Linked DNA regions of Mus musculus: region 2 is linked to region 1. A link is a loop called in an ENCODE intact Hi-C map of the cell type or tissue named here. Cell type or tissue: heart. All regions are shown on one strand. Links, peaks and the distances in the headings refer to the core of each region. The heading gives the core; the rest is flanking DNA. Region 1 overlaps Wdr70 (WD repeat domain 70). Region 2 overlaps Gm41262 (a long non-coding RNA gene).

What was found. Peaks named below come from ENCODE experiments on the same cell type or tissue, not always from the same donor. Only the 100,000 strongest peaks of a DNase experiment are listed, where the experiment ranks them.
Region 2: a loop joins it to region 1, with 5 times the contacts of the local background. A loop is called at or near these places in 12 of 42 quality-filtered maps.

What each region holds. Positions count from the first base shown.
Region 1 is chr15:8,041,152-8,049,489 of GRCm38, forward strand. Wdr70 (WD repeat domain 70) reads right to left here. Exons shown (of 18, transcript NM_001081402.1): 6 at 5,279-5,338; 7 at 1,560-1,693. Among named protein-coding and RNA genes, the nearest start is that of Wdr70, 54 kb to the right of the region's middle. In heart, for the core only: a CTCF peak has its summit at 3,839 (motif pointing left); no DNase peak of the experiment used is centred there.
Region 2 is chr15:7,456,505-7,464,842 of GRCm38, forward strand. The region is part of intron 2 of Gm41262 (a long non-coding RNA gene); the gene reads right to left. Among named protein-coding and RNA genes, the nearest start is that of Gm41262, 7.6 kb to the right of the region's middle. In heart, for the core only: a CTCF peak has its summit at 3,782 (motif pointing right); no DNase peak of the experiment used is centred there; H3K27me3 peaks cover 2,883 bases.

The sequences.
Region 1 (8,338 bases), core at 170-8,169:
TCAGCAAGTAGTCTAACGAGATCTATGCCCTGCTTTCCCTCTAACCTTTCTCTCCCACCTGGAGTTGGGGGTTGGAAGGGATGGGGGGGTAGAGTCGGGGGAAAGGATGGTAGATATAAGAACCAATAAAGTAGCCTAAATGTATACCAACAACCACCAATATATAAGCCTCAATGAGATCAATAATCTATGTAGCAAACATGAATAGGTAATAAGTTCATCACTTTTTTTTTTTTTTGGTTTTTCGAGACAGGGTTTCTCTGTATAGCCCTGGCTGTCCTGGAACTCACTCTGTAGACCAGGCTGGCCTTGAACTCAGAGATCCACATGCCTCTGCCTCCCAAGTGCTGGGATTAAAGGCATGCGCCACCATACCCAGCAAGTTCATCACTATTATGTATTACATATTACCAAGTTATTTCTCCACAAAGGTCCTGTTAAGTATGTATATACATACATACATACACATATACATACATACATACATACACATATACATACATACATACACACACATATATATATATATATATATATATAAATTCACTTCACAGTGAAGTGATTCCTTCATTAGTATCAGCAATATTCGCTTAATGTAGGAACCTATCAGTACAGTATAAAGCCTAATCAAGTCTTTACTCTTCTCTGACTGTACTGGGGAGGAGACAAAGGAGTAAAAGGATACCACAAGGAGCAGCATGTGCGACGCCCATATATGGGCAGAAACAGAAAAGGCTGCTATCGGACGCACCTTGTCAAGCCTTTTTAGTGCAACGCTAACTGACCATACAGGAAAGTGACATGGACCACTGCTTGGATAAGGACTGAGTGTGTACCATAAACAAAAACACATTATAAGCCAATTGTGGTGGCATGTGTCTTCAATCTCAGCATTCAGGAAGCAAAGGCAGGGGCAATTCTATGAGTTTAAGACCAATCTGATCTACACTGTGAGTTCCAAAGACAGCCAGGACTACATGGAAAGACCGTGTCTCAAAAAAACAACAAAAACACCACATTACCAAGCCTTATTTGCTGGAATATTTTAAAGTAAAGCAAGGAAGGACTGAGTTCTAAATAGATGTATTTTTAAAAACCAAACAACTGGTAGAAAATGCCTTGAAAACAAAGGTCAAGGGCCAGGAGAGGGCTCAGTGGGGAAAGCGGCCTATGGCCAAACCTGAAGCTCTGTGCTAGATCCCCAGGGCCCCTGTGACAAAAGGAGAGAAACAGCTCCTGCAAGCTGCCCTCATTCTTCACGTGTACACTGGCACATGCACCTACACACATAACACATGAACATATACATGGAAATAATAGATGTATATATAGTTTGTATAATGCATAAAAGATGTGTTTTATATGTGTGTCACATATGTATGTGACATACGTGTCAATGAAGCTAAGGAAAAGAGATGTATGGTTTATTTTCATTTAATAGTTATATAATTTATATAAGTTCAATATTATTCATTGTAGACTGAGTTCAAATGACAACAGCATTACCTCCAAATATAAAAGCCAAAAGCTAACCATGGAGCTGTTAAGTAAATACATACCATTCACAAGGTTGAAGGGATCGAAATGCCTTGAAAGAAGCATCCATTCCAGCAAAATCCCAAAATTTAACATCGTAATCATATCCTCCAGTGACCAAACGGGCACCTGAGGGGTCCAGACCCAGAGCAGAAACCTGTTCAAAACAAACAGATGCAAGCTCACAGAGGAAAGGGGTAGACAAAGCCCACTTCTAGCCTCCAGCACCACTGTGAGAAAGGCACAGCAGATGTGGACCAGCAGCTGGTGCTACTTCTGAAAATGAATGGTAATGAGTTACAGCCTGCAGATTACTTCACTTTATTATACTACTTATCTTGAAATAAAGATATTGTTATCTATGTGTGTGTGGTGTTGCTGTTTGTTGTGTGTGTGTGTGTGTGTGTGTGTGTGTGTGTGTGTGTGTGTGTGTGTGTGTGTGTGTGTGTGTGTTGGAGGAAAGCAGATTCCTGGAATTTACTGGCCAACCACGCCAGCCAAATCAATGGGCTCCAGCTTAGTAAAGGAAGATAAAGAGCACCTGAGGAAGACATTTACTGTCTGTCCCAGGCTTCTATGTGCACACACACATATGTACACCTGCACATGTGAACCAGTGTACACACACACACACACACACATGAAACATGAAAATTTTATGTAAGTCAGTTGGGTATGGTAGCACATGCCTTTAATCCCAGTACTCGGGAGGCAGAGGCAGGTGGATCTCTGAGTTCCTGGATAGTCAGAGTTACATAGTGAGATGCTGTCTTTAAAAAGAAGAAAGGAAGGGAGAGAGGGAGGGAGGAAGGGAGGAGGAGAGGGAGGGAGGGAAGGAGGGAGGAGCAGAGGGAGAGAGTGAGAAAGGGAGGAAGGCAGGCCGGCCTTATACATAATTCAAACAATAAGACAGGGCAACAAATATGAGATATTTCTTCCTCTATCACAAAAGAACAACAAAGTAAATCTTTAAGTTTACTGTGCTACTAAAAGCAAAAAGATAACACACTCCAGGGCAAAACAACAAGATGATAGAGTTTGTTCTTGATATTTTTCAAGGTAACCGTGGTGGTCTTGTTCTAAAGGAGCCATTTTGGGGATTGGGGACAGTTTTTCGGGGGTACTTAGTTTTTTGTTTTGTTTTAAGCAATGTTTCAATAGGTAGACCTATTGGAACTCAACCTGAGATGTTCCTCCGGCCCTGCCTCCGCTGTGCCAGGGTTATAAGCATGCATTCTCAGCTTGGCTTCAAAAGGATGCTTTCAGGGCGAGCATTCAGACAGCAGGGTCACTGCCGATGCTTATAAACTTCACTAAAATATTAAAGCATTATTCCAAATAACCAAGGATACGAAAGTCTGTAAGACAGAACACAGAATTCAGTGCGGACAAAATAATCTGCCCCAGTTAGAGACTGTGTCTTCCCACAGATTAAATTTAATTCTCAAACCCTGGGTTTCCAAGAGTTAAAAAAGACAGAAAGTTTAACTAATTTTTCAGTGTATTTTAATCACAGATATGTCAGTATAATTCAACAGATACTTACTATAAACATATTATTGAAGAAATAATTATTTTTTAATTTAATTATCATAAAATGTAGAAACAGGTATCAAACTATTCGGAATGATGGTCTAGAGTATTCTGTCTGACCAGGACACAAAGTAATTTAGGCTTTCTGTTTTAGCTTTCTCCCCCAGGCCATACTTTTCTCCCTCCCCTTTCCTCCCTCCAAACCTCCCATATCTTGCTTCCTACTCCCCTTCAGACTCATGGCCCCTTTCTTTACTATTGCTAGTGTATTCATATATGTTTCTTTCAACCCAGCCTGAGAACAGGCTCTAGCATCTTCAACTTCAGCTCTCTCCCTCGCTCTTTAAAGGACATTCATCATTTTCTCAGTCTTGAGCTTCACATGTGAATCTAGAATTAGGCAATTTATTTGACCTGGCATCCAACTAACTGTATAAGTGCTTGAATATTTGACAGTTTTTTCTTGTGATTAAAGCGAAGTATTTTAAATACTGTTTTAATTTAAATTGGTTATAAAATCATGCCCCAAGGGAAATTTAATAAAAAAATTTTTTAACTCAAATTAAATCATTGATTTTATATTTTCCTTCAAAATTTAAAAGGAACCACTACAAAATTTCTACTTTTAAATAGTTCAGTCTTGGGCTGGTGAGATGGCTCAGTGGGTAAGAGCACCCGACTGCTCTTCCGAAGGTCCAGAGTTCAAATCCCAGCAACCACATGGTGGCTCACAACCATCTGTAACAAGATCTGGCGCCCTCTTCTGGAGTGTCTGAAGACAGCTAAAGTGTACTTACATATAATTAATAAATAAATAAATAAATAAATAAATAAAAATAGTTCAGTCTTTTTGTTAGATGGCCAAAACATCAATTTTAACTATCACTATGAGCAGTTCATTGAAGAAATATGCAAAGATAGATATGCTTATAGAGAAATGTATGAGTTTGATATACTTATAAACAGTGGAAAAGGAGAAAATCTAAAAGCAATAGCCTAACCTTCCACTCTTAAAAACTATCAAAAGCAACGGAAGCATAAAAGGGAAGCCGAAAGTTCAGAGTGGAAAGTGAAACACAAGAAGTTTGCACACACAGAAAAGGTCACAGACAGTCTGGTCTACAAAGTGAGTTCCAGGACAGCCAGGGCTACACAGAGAAACCTTACCTCAGAAAAAAAAAAACAAAAAAAAAAAACAAAAAAAAGAAAGAAAAAAAAATGAAAAGGTCACAGAGCTAGAACAGTTGGTTCTGTGAATTTTTCAAAGAAAATAAGAAACCTTTATTAGACTAAATAAGCAAAAAAGAAAGAATTCCTAATACTGGGATTGAAAGAAAGAATCTACTATCTGGGGCTGGGAGGGTGGGTCCGCAGTTGCAGGACTGGCACTAGAGTATCAGAAGGATGTGAGTTGCTGAGTTGCTGTGTAGGGAAGAGGGTTGAACCCAGGGCCACTGAAGCATCTCCCCAGCCCCACAGGATTTTTAAGCAATGTTAATAAGAAAATAACAACAACAGTTCTCAGCTATTTGGGAGAATGCGCCTACTTCTAAAAATCTGTCAAGACCGTTTAGACTCAAAATCTATTGAAAACCACAAAGTATATTTTAATGTAACATTTATGTACATTGACACTAAACACTAGAAATGAGAATTTTCATTTTATTTAAAATGACATTAAACTGATTATATTTAACAGAGATGTGTATAAAACAAATCTTTACAAGGGAAAAGTGCCTGTGGAGTGAATACACTATGTTAAGACTCCCATCGATCAATTCCCACAGTTCTGGATCTACCTCCACTGAATGTTGTCTTTCTTGACTGCAATAATGTTGAAGGCAATGGCAAGTTTCCCAAAACTATTAAAAACAGAACTGAATGTGTCACTTTATAATGGTCCTGTTTCCCAAGGAAAGAGGATCTTAAAGCCAACAATAACAATGACAGTAAGTGGACCCCAGGAAAATGAAAGGTGCTGCTATTTTGATTGACCGTGAAAAATCATCTTTCTAGTTTTTCATGATGTCTGTAGCTTTCATCAGTTGACCTTAGCAGCATGGTCTCAGGCTGTGTGTGTGTGTGTGTGCGTGTGTGTGTGTGTGTGTGTGTGTGTGTGTGTGTGGTGTGTGTGTATTATACCTTATCAGCTGACTGGTCCAGAAAAGCTCTGTTAATAAAAAAAAGAACAAGAACATTTTAAACTTACTGTTTTAGTGCCATGCCTCAGTGTTATCTCATGCGAGTCAGGAATCCTCTGGACAGGGTTCTGAAACAAGAAGATCCCATTACATCAATGAGTAAGATGATATAAGTGAGGACCCACACAGACACTATAGGGAAGACACTTCTGTGTGTGTCCCTGGGCCCAAGGGCTATCCAAGACAAGCATTCTACCACTCACTGAGCTACATCCCAGTCCCTCAGTCTCTTCCCTTCCCTGTCTCTGCACCCCAAATGTTAGAACCACAGGCATGAGCCACTGCTCCTGGCTCCAAGAAATTCTTTAGGTTAAATGAAATTATTTCTTGTTGTTATTATGTTAAACAATGAACAAGTACCTACTGATAATGTCTGAGAAATTAAGGATTAGTTTTTCCTTTAAGTTATAAATTACATAAAACAAAACAAAACAAAGCAAACCTGAAAGCTTCTATCCAGGCCAGTGAGACAGCTCAGTGTGTAAAGCACTGGGCCAAGCCTCACTACCTGAGCTCTAGCCCTGGGCCTCACAGGGGAGAGAATTGACTTCCACAAGCTGACCCCTGACCTCCGCAATATAGCATGGCATAAGCGTGCCCCACACACAAGTAAAATGTAATTTTAAAAAGTGTACATTTACAATAAAGGCCAGTGAGATGGCGCCATTGGTAGGGACACTGGATGGGTCTCCAGGACCACACATAAAGAAAAAGAAAGCGAACTCCCAAATGTCAGCCAACCCCACCCTGTCCCCAGTGTCTGTGTACACATACTGTGGTGTGCTTAGGGAGGTTGGCTGATATTTGGGAGTCCACTTCTATCATAATTTTGTGGGAATAATTTTCAAAATCTCTATAATAAAACTCAAAGAGAACACAGCGAGGGCAGAAGAGATGGCTCAGCAGTTTGGAATCCTGACTGCTTTTTCAGAGGTCCTGAGTTCAAATCCCACAACCACATGGTGGCTCACAACCATCTGTAATGAGATCTGACGCCCTCTTCTGGTGTGTCTGAAGACAGCTAGAGCGTACTTACATATAACAATAAATAGATCTTTGGGCTGGAGCGAACAGGCCTGGAGCGAGCGGGATTGGAGCAAGCCCAGGTCCTGAGTTCAATTCCCAGCAACCACATGATAGCTCACAACTATCTATACAGCTACAGTGTAGTCATATACATAAAACAAAGAACTAAATCTTTAAAAAATATTCTGACAATTAAGATCACCATAACATGGAGGCGGGGACTTTTGGGATAGCATTTGAAATGTAAAATAAGAAAATACCTAATAGTAAATAAATAAATAAATAAATAAATTCAGAGTAAAAAGAAATCACCATAACAATCATGTTGGCTGACAAATTTAAAACGTATTTTTTCATAAATTACTACTCTCAGATAAATAATAAAATAGAAAAATAATTTATATCAAATTCTGGCTGTATCTTACTAAAACATGGTCATTTCTTTCTTCTCTCTCTAGACACATGCATACATTTAATACATAAACAGTACAGATAGAAACCTCCATGTGGAATGTTAAGTCAGTCCTTATTTTAATAAGCATTTATTCAGGGAGGTTATACTACACAGGAGGTTATACTACACAGGAGGTTATACTACACAGGAGGTTATACTATACTAACCTCCCCTTTCAAGAAAGCATATGATCCAAGAGGCAGAGACCATGACCATAATTTAATAAATAAATGACTGTAGTGTGGAGGGGATTAAGTGAGAGATAGAAGAGAGGGATGCATACATCAGATGTAAGAGTACACAATAAGCATTGCATTATGAGTTGCCATTATTGAATCAAATCCTCTTATTTAAGAACAGGGTATTACACTAACATCCTATGTCCATTACAGAGACATCCATTAGAAACTAGCCATGATGGTTATGCCTGGGATTCTAGCAACTGAGAGACTTAGATTAAAGGATCTTGAATTCAAGGCTACCCTGGGCTACATGGTGTTTAAAACCTAACCTGCAGGGCTGGAAAGATGGCTCCTGGAAGTATTTCTCAACACTTCAGAATATGGGTTCAGAAATAGCACATATAAGCTATCCTATGACAATCTCTCATTACTTCAGACACTAACATCATGGGACAGTGTAATGTTACCTAGCCCCTCCTGACCACTCTCTATCCAAACTGCAAAATAGTGTCTTAAAGTGTATATATGTATCTCGCATTTCTGGATCCTCGGGCCACAAAACAGAAAACACATGGCAAACACAGAATAGTTGTGGGAATGAATAAATAATTTTTCATTTACAGTGAAACTTTGGGATTGCTGGTTATGACCATAAAAAGAAGCAGATGCTATTCCACCAGGTCAGTCCAATCAGAGGCAGAGAATAACAATTCCCCAAAATGAAAACCTTGTAAGAAAATTATTCTATCACAACTAAATACAGATCAAGCACTGAGACAGCAGAGAAGTGCAGGCAGAAGGTTCGGGCTATTTCCTCCGAGAGGCTGCTACGGTCTATTACTGCAATAGTTTAAAGAAGGCACTCAGAAACCAGAGGGGAGCTGAATACCAATAAACAAATAGCTGGGGATTTTCAGCTTATTCTAAAACAAAGATACTACTTTAAGATGTAATATTTTCTGAGAAGTATTACACATAACCTATTTCAGAGGTGAAAACATTCCAACAAAAACTCAAAAACAATTAAAAGGCCCAACAAATGGATTTGCGGCTTTCTCCCAATTGAATTATATAGGATTTTCCTGTATCTGGCAATGAATTTAAGCAAGAAAGCATGTATAAGTGCTAAGAACCGGGAGAGCATTTGAAATGTCTCACTTAGAAAGGAATTTATCGTAACCCACATCTCATTTCATAAGTAATACTTAAAAGAAGAAACTACGATAGTCTGCCTCTCATTTCATAACTAATTACTTTTTAGTCACTCAGCAAATAGAAATACCATTGCAAAAAAATAGCTGTATGAGAATTATTTCATTTAATTCAATGCAGAATGTACCTAAATATAGACAATTTCTAACACTTCAGCAAAAAACTTAGGCCATATTTACATTAGGAGTGAATTA
Region 2 (8,338 bases), core at 172-8,171, 580 kb before region 1:
ATCAAGGAACTTCACATAAAACCAGAGACACTGAACCTTATAGAGGAGAAAGTGGGGAAAAGCCTTGAAGATATGGGCACAGGGGAAAAATTCCTGAACAGAACAGCAATGGCTTGTGCTGTAAGATCGAGAATTGACAAATGGGACCTCATGAAACTCCAAAGCTTCTGCAAGGCAAAAGACACCGTCAATAAGACAAAAAGACCACCAACAGATTGGGAAAGGATCTTTACCTATCCTAAATCAGATAGGGGACTAATATCCAACAATATCTAATAAAGAACTCAAGAAGGTGGACTTCAGAAAATCAAATAACCCCATTAAAAAATGGGGCTCAGAACTGAACAAAGAATTCTCACCTGAGGAATACCGAATGGCAGAGAAGCACCTGAAAAAATGTTCAACATCCTTAATCATCAGGGAAATGCAAATCAAAACAACCCTGAGATTCCACCTCACACCAGTCAGAATGGCTAAGATCAAAAATTCAGGTGACAGCAGATGCTGGCGAGGATATGGAGAAAGAGGAACACTTCTCCATTGTTGGTGGGATTGCAGGCTTGTACAACCACTCTGGAAATCAGTCTGGCGGTTCCTCAGAAAATTGGACATAATACTACAGGAGGATCCTGCAATATCTCTCCTGGGCCTATATCCAGAAGATGTCCCAACCGGTAAGAAGAACACATGCTCCACTATGTTCATAGCAGCCTTGTTTATAATAGCCAGAAGCTGGAAAGAACCCAGATGCCCCTCAACAGAGAAATGGATACAGAAAATGTGGTACATTTACACAATGGAGTACTACTCAGCTATTAAAAAGAATGAATTTATGAAATTCCTAGGCAAATGGATGGACCTGGAGGGCATCATCCTGAGTGAGGTAACCCAATCACAAAGGAACTCACACAATATGTACTCACTGATAAGTGGATATTAGCCCAAAACCTAGGATACCCAAGATATAAGATACAATTTGCTAAACACATGAAACTCAAGAAGAATGAAGACTGAAGTGTGGACACTATGCCCCTCCTTAGAATTGGGAACAAAACACCCATGGAAGGAGTTACAGAGACAAAGTTTGGAGCTGAGACGAAAAGATGGACCATCTAGAGACTGCCATATCCAGGGATCCACCCCATAATCAGCATCCAAACGCTGACACCATTGCATACACTAGCAAGATTTTATCGAAAGGACCCAGATGTAGCTGTCTCTTGTGAGACTATGCCGGGGCCTAGCAAACACAGAAGTGGATGCTCACAGTCAGCTATTGGATGGATCACAGCGCCCCCAATGGAGGAGCTAGAGAAAGTAGCCAAGGAGCTGAAGGGATCTGCAACCCTATAGGTGGAACAACATTATGAACTAACCAGTACCCCGGAGCTCTTGACTCTAGCTGCATATGTATCAAAAGATGGCCTGGTCAGCCATCACTGGAAAGAGAGGCCCATTGGACACGCAAACTGTATATGCCCCAGTACAGGGGAACGCCAGGGCCAAAAAAATGAGAATGGGTGGGTAGGGAAGTGGCGGGGAGGGTATGGGGGACTTTTGAGATAGCATTGGAAATGTAATTGAGGAAAATAGGTAATAAAAATATTAAAAAAAAGAAATACATATTAATTGTTTCCACGACACAGATAAGATTTGAAGATATAAGTAAAATACCCACATTCACTCATGTAATGCATAATGGAGCTGGGATTTGAACTTGTGTCTCCCTGGTACTGGGATTTGAACTTGTGCCTCATTGGTACTGGTCCACGGCACTGTGATGTCAGGGTGAAGACAGTAGAGGAAGGAAGAGGATGGAACCGAGACCTGCTGGTGACTGACTAGATCTGAGGTACCTCAGAGGTTTTGAGCTGAAAATACACAAATGGTCACATGCTGTCTGGGGTACTGAGAGATAACCAGCTAGAATTAGCCACATCGGGTCATACAGAATACAATTTGAATCCCAGAGCAGGGCAGAGGTGGATTAGGGAGAGCACCATATTGAGGCATCAAATTGGGTAGCAGATAGGCAAGTTTGTTTAGAGTCTGTCACGGATTTTAGGGCTTCTCCCCCTTTTAAATAGCTGTTGATACTTTGTCAGTGTTGCCTCTTTTGTTACTTTTATTTCAGATAAAGCCCTTCCAGAGAAACTCACAAGGAACCAGACATGTTTTCAGTGTCTGTCTGTTAGCTTTTAGATGACCCAGACTACTCTTCATTCACGGGAACACTAAATCATCTGCCAAGAGGAGTTTCTCTCGCCAAGTTTTAAACCCGTGCTACAGGAACATGAACTGAGCATGCTCAGTAGTGTGCCGCCTCTATGTGATGATGGGTCTTTCTATATGAATTATACAGCTACACAATGTGGACTGTCAATATCATTTAATACATATTCCACCAACTTAAAGAAACAACTCTTTCCTTTACAGAGACACTAACTTCGTGAATCAGCCCTGGGGCCTTCCCTGTGCAAGCAATGAACTCTCTGCTCTTTTATCTTTTGCTTGTGTTTCCTGGTTTGGTCCTCACCAGGGGCTAAGACCACAGCTTTCAGTCACACATTAGAACCAGGAAACATGGAAGAGAAAGTTACTCTAGTGCTGGATGTGAGAATGCCTGGATTAATTGAGAAAGCAGTTCACCCTCAGTTATAAATGACCCCAAATGTGCTTCTGCATCTGTTTGAGATGATATTTCTTGTGTCTCTAGCGTCACAGAGCGATTTCCGTGACAAGAAACACGTAGATGTGTCAGACAGCTGGACACTCAGCGGTAGATCGTCAGGCAGTCCTGGAAGTGGGTCTGCATTTCTAAGTCCTCACATCAACAGTTCTTATACTTTCCACATTTGTATAAGTAGAACGTGCTGGCAGGGTGTGAAACATTACACACATGCTCTGTTAGTAAATGATGTGCCGGCAGTGTGATTTATGTCCTGTAGGCACACAACTTCCTCTCCTTCAGAAGAGGGCTCTAGACAAGCTAGGGTCTACAAGTGGCTCTGCCAGGGAGTTGAAAGCCCACCAAACTCAAGGACCCAAATCTCCTCGGGTCACCCGAGGCTTTGGCCGGAGAAGCCCGTGGGAACAACCTCTAGAGTTTGATCTGGAGTATGGTCCTTTTTTCTTCCTGTCCTTCTCCACAGGAAGAGGTACTGAGCAATATCCAACTTGTCTCCAGTGCTAACGACTCTAAGCACTCCAGGCTCCTCCAGGCCCATTTCTTAGGACAAGCTCTGTGATAACTAAAATCAGAGACAGCTACCTCCATCTTTCTACATCAAAGAAAAAGAAGAAAAATGGCATAGTATTTATAGCTAATTCAAAACAGCTGAATTGTAAGTATCCCCCTTGCACACAATGTCCATCAGGAGAAGAACATACCCAGATTAATTTAGAAAGCATTTTAGACTAATTTAGCTATAAGTGACCAAAATGTGCTTTTGCATCTGTTTGGGATGACATTTCTTGGGCATGGAGCACTGTGCAGTAATTCCCGTGACAGTAAACACATAGACTTGCTATTTGATAGTTGCATAACTGTGGTTTGCTTTTGCTTGCTCTTGGAGGTGAAGAGCTGGCTGTCTGCTTTTTGTTCCCCCCATCTCACCCGCAGGCGGTGAGGTGGAAGCAACCAAATGTAAACTGCACCAAACTGGGGGTGGAGGTGGGGGTGGGGCAGGAAATAGTTAATATGCCAATTGCATGTAAGATATCTGGTCAGTTTCTCTGAATTGTCTTTCAGCTCAATGTGCCCGAGTGGCAATGCTCATGAATAACCAGCAGAGGGCAGCCACGGCCTCCTAATACACTGGGAAGGCTCTTCCTGCCATCCATGAAATAAGCTTCAGAGAACAAACTCTTGCTTGCATCTCTAACAGTTTCTCCCAAACATTGGATAAGTCACCACACAGTGGGAATAACTCAGGTTGCGCTCTGCTGTCACGTGACTTAGATGGAAGCTCAATTCTTCTATGTTCTAGCTGTGGACTGGCTGCACTTATAGTTAACCTCAAATGGAGACAGTTATAACATCCACTTTATATGTGGGCTTACTGCGAACGTGTAACAAATTAGTATTCATTGTACATCCAGAACAGAGCCCAGTATACAGTGATGTATGGTATGTGTTCTTGTGGCTACAGTATTACATCAGTCTTTGTTTATGTTTCAGAGTCCCAGATAAAGTATCCAAGAAGGAAGTGTCATGACTCAAGAAGGAAGAAGTCAAGGCTTGGATGGGTCTCAGGCCAGGTGGCCAGAAACTACTTAGATGGGGGTGGCTGTGGTCAGGAGGAAGGAGGACAGGGAAGTGTCTCTGAGGAGGGAGGGAGGAAGAAGCAGAAGCTGTCTTGAGTTAGTTCATTTCTTCCCTGAAGTAGTCAGAGACCTGAGCTTGGACCACTGAGGGGTCAGCAGGGGTCTTGCACAAGAAGACCTCCAAGTGAGCAGAAGGCTAGTCTTCTTAACTGTGTTCAAGCAGGATGCAATTAGCTGCAGTTGGGGAGGGCATCCTGGGCGCCTCTCCTCTGGGTGAAAGACAGAGAAAGAACAGGAAATCTTGGTTACCACATAGCCAGCATGGCAGTGGCTGAGGCAGCAGTTAATGTTCTGGCTTCTGAGCAAAACCGAGAATGCAGTAGTAGAGAGTGGTACCCAGCAGGTGGAGTGGGTGGGGTCCACAGCAGGAGAGAAATCTTTCTTTGAGCGATGCTGCAGAGACCCCTGGCTAGGAGTCTGAAGTAAGCGCCAGTAAGTTGTGTATGGTCAGGAACCACATCTTATCTAACCTTCCATTGTAGCATGGCACATCCTTGCCTACCTGACCTCCAAATAACTCTGGCTGGCTGGTGAGATACAACTGAACGCACACTGCACGTTGTTTTTCCTCCTCTGACCCGTTAGCTGATGGCTGCCCACATTTCTGTGCTCCTCTGTGGTTACAAATAGCTCAGCGATGCCCACCCTCCCCACCCAGTCTGGCCTGTACTAGACAGGGAGAATAGGGAAGAAACACTGAATTAAGAGTGAGTATCAGGGCTGTGTTGTTACTGCAGCATAACTCGGCCTGTACTGCCTCACCCCTGTGCGGCCCTTTCCCACACTCAGTGCCCCTTGCCACTTCTCTCAACCCCTCACTTGATACTCTGGCAGGTACAAGGACAGGGACGCACCATCTCAGGTTCCAGATGGTGAAACAGGCCTTCCCAGAGCTTTAACTGTTCAAGGTCCCCAAATCAAAGTGAAGAGGCTGAGACTCGACCTCAAGCCCCAGGACTGTGTTGTTCTTTCCACCTCCCCTCCCTAGCCTGGCACGAAATCCAACACTAAAAACGATAGCCCGACTTGACTAGCCGTGGGCCATGAGTAGTACCACGTTTGTCCCCAAGATGATGGATGTGTGGGTAAAGATGACTGCTTTCACAGACACCAAGGTCAGTGAAAGGATGCTGCTCTTGGGGGTCTCAGGGCCCACCATTGCCTGGGAGGCTCTCTCACTCCAGTTCAGAAACAAGCACCGACATGTCATGCTTCATCCCGTGATCTGTAATGGAGGCCTCGCTGCTCCAGTTCGCTTCTCCGTCATGCCCTATCTGTCCTGCTCCAACCATAATCATCTTGACCTTGAGTTCTCTCCATCTTTGCACCTATACTCCCTTCCTGTCAAATTTTCCTGGCCTCAAGGCTCAGTAACTAGGCGATGTGTTCTCCGCTTAGGAGTTCAGCATAGGCCGTGGCAAGGCTGGAGTCTGCTACTGATTGTGTATGTCATGCCTGGTACTTGGACCTGGCTCTCCGCAGGCTGTATGGGACAGGGGGGCTTCAGAGAGACTCACAGGCTGCAGGATAGGAATCTCAGGGCTGACAACTTTGTTACACTTCCCATCATACCCTGCAACTGGCAGCCAGTTTCACCAGCCAAGGATGGCTTTCTGCTTCTACCCATCCTCCACTGCCCACTTTGAAGGGATCAAAGAGCCCCGTGTGTTTTTCTAATCTCCCTAATCCTCGTCACTATTCCAGCGAGGACACAGGTATCATCACTGCCATTTTTCAGATGAAACGAAGGCCCAGACACTTTTAGTGACAGACCCAAGGTCACCCCCACTGGCTGGTGTCGGGGCGGCGACGGGAATGGAACCGAGGCGGCTGCCCTCCCAAGCCGTCGGCCTCCATTAGACCCCGCTGTCCCTTTGGACTCCCCCTGCTGTATTAATTGAATATCAGGTTCTTCTTCACTTCCTGCCCGAAACAGAGCAACAGCTGCCGCTCGTCCTCCCGAGCCGCTGGCTGTACTTCAGTGGTGGGTGAAGCTATGCTGGGATAGAAAGTGGGCGAAGCCTTTCAGGATAAAGGGGTCATCAACACGGAAGGTATAAAAGAGATGGCTTGACTTTACTGCTCTTCCTGACTTGCAAATGACATCATGACGGGACCAGGCTAAGAGGGAAAACGGCTTAGGAGGGTGAGTATGAGAGTTGAGAGGGAATGTGGAGGAAAAGGAAGGAAGGAAGGAAGGAAGGAAGGAAGGAAGGAAGGAAGGAAGGAAGGAAGGAAGGAAGAGAAGTCAAGATGCACTTGCCATTGGATAAGAAACTTGGTTAAGAAACAGGGCAGTAGGGGACAATATTAGTGGTATGGGCCCTGCAGTGTGTGTGACATTGGTGGCCTAGGTTGAGATTCTTTCCTTAAGGATGAGGCTGTAGAGTTCTAGCAGCACTTGCAGACCAGAGGACAAAGATTCTCTTCCTCCTACTCAGCCAATTGCTTAGCGCCTATGCCTGTGGAAAGAAACTCCAGGGTACACAGAATTACTTGGGCTACAAGGTGAAAGCAATAGTTCCTGAGCCTTATCCTGAGAGGCTGGGGCCCAGGACAACTATTGATTGCTGTGTAGGGCCCACCCAGGGGAGACGGTCAGTGGCCATCCATGGTCAAGAATCTCTGCACCTGTCCCCACACACACTACACTACAGAGAGGCCCTTTCGTATGAAGAATCAGTGGTATGACCCCAGGACGAGCAGCCCACTTGTATCTGGAGGTCCTGCCTCTTCTGCTGATTTTGTGGAGCAGGTCCCGAGGCCTGTCTGCAGTCTGCAGGCTGAGTGGGGCTCCTCCTGCGGTTTCAGTGCCCAGAGGAGATGGGAGGAGAAGGGACTTTTGCGTCCTTGGAAATCTGAGCAGTTTAGTCTAGGCCAGGAGGAAATTGAAAAACTTCCCAACCAAAACGTTGACTTCCCGAAGAGATAAAAAGAAGCCCAGGGCCATAAAACTGGGCCAGCACCCAGGACCTAGAGGTCAGGCCAGAGGCCAGAGGGGAGTCATCACATCCAGGGGAATGCAAGACACCGGTCCCTGGCCATCAGCTTCCCTCACTGTCGGCCCACGGAGCCAACATTCACATAGCAGATTTTCAGTGCCTGGGACTGGGGAGTCTATGTCACCCACACACAGGGAGCAGGAGGAGCGAGCATTCAGACCAGGACTCAGGGCCAGCTGTCTGCCTCTCTGGGTCCTACAAAGTGCTGTTCCCCCTGGAAACCAGCTTGAAAAGTTCATCTCAGAAGATTGCAAGTCAGCAGAGAAGACAGTAAAGAGCTGGTGGCTTGTGAGGACCGGAAGGACACAGGATGCCTCGTGGGACCTGTGGCTGTGCACCTGTGCTCCATATTGTACAAGCAGTTTTTGAGGTGACAGCTATAATCATCCCCCAGAGACACGCCAAATACCCAGGAAGTCATGAATTATGACTCCCCAGCTACCCTGAAGAATGGCTCAGGACCCCTCCTGCTACCATTAGGGGCGTTTCTCATTTTAGTGTGGTGGGTAAGCTTTCCTAGGCTTCTTCGCACCATTCACCTAAATTTAGGCAAATATCCTGGACCTAGTGCCTGTAACTTCAGCTACTCAGCATGCTGAGGCAGGAGGATTATAGGTTCACGCTACAGAGTTCTCAACTGGCCTGGTAACTTAGTGAAACCCTGTCTCAAAACACAAAGTAGCCGGGGACATTCCTCAGAGGCGAAGCACTTGCCTGGTGTATGAAAGGCTCTGGGGTCAGTCCCCAGCGTGGACTACGGGGGGGGGGGGGGAATGCTGAGAGAGTAGGCTTTATTCTCCCCTCACTAACCCCTACACACACAAATAGGGAGGATGCAGGTGGACTGGGAAGAAGCAAGGCCTCTATTCTTACATTTTCCTGCACTTTAATCACTTATTAGTTACTGTTCTCAATGAGACAAATAGCTGTCCTGCGAAGAGGGGAGAGGTTGGAAAAGTTGTTTTTTGGGGTTTTTTTTGGTTTTGGTTTTTTTTTGTTTGTTTTTTTTT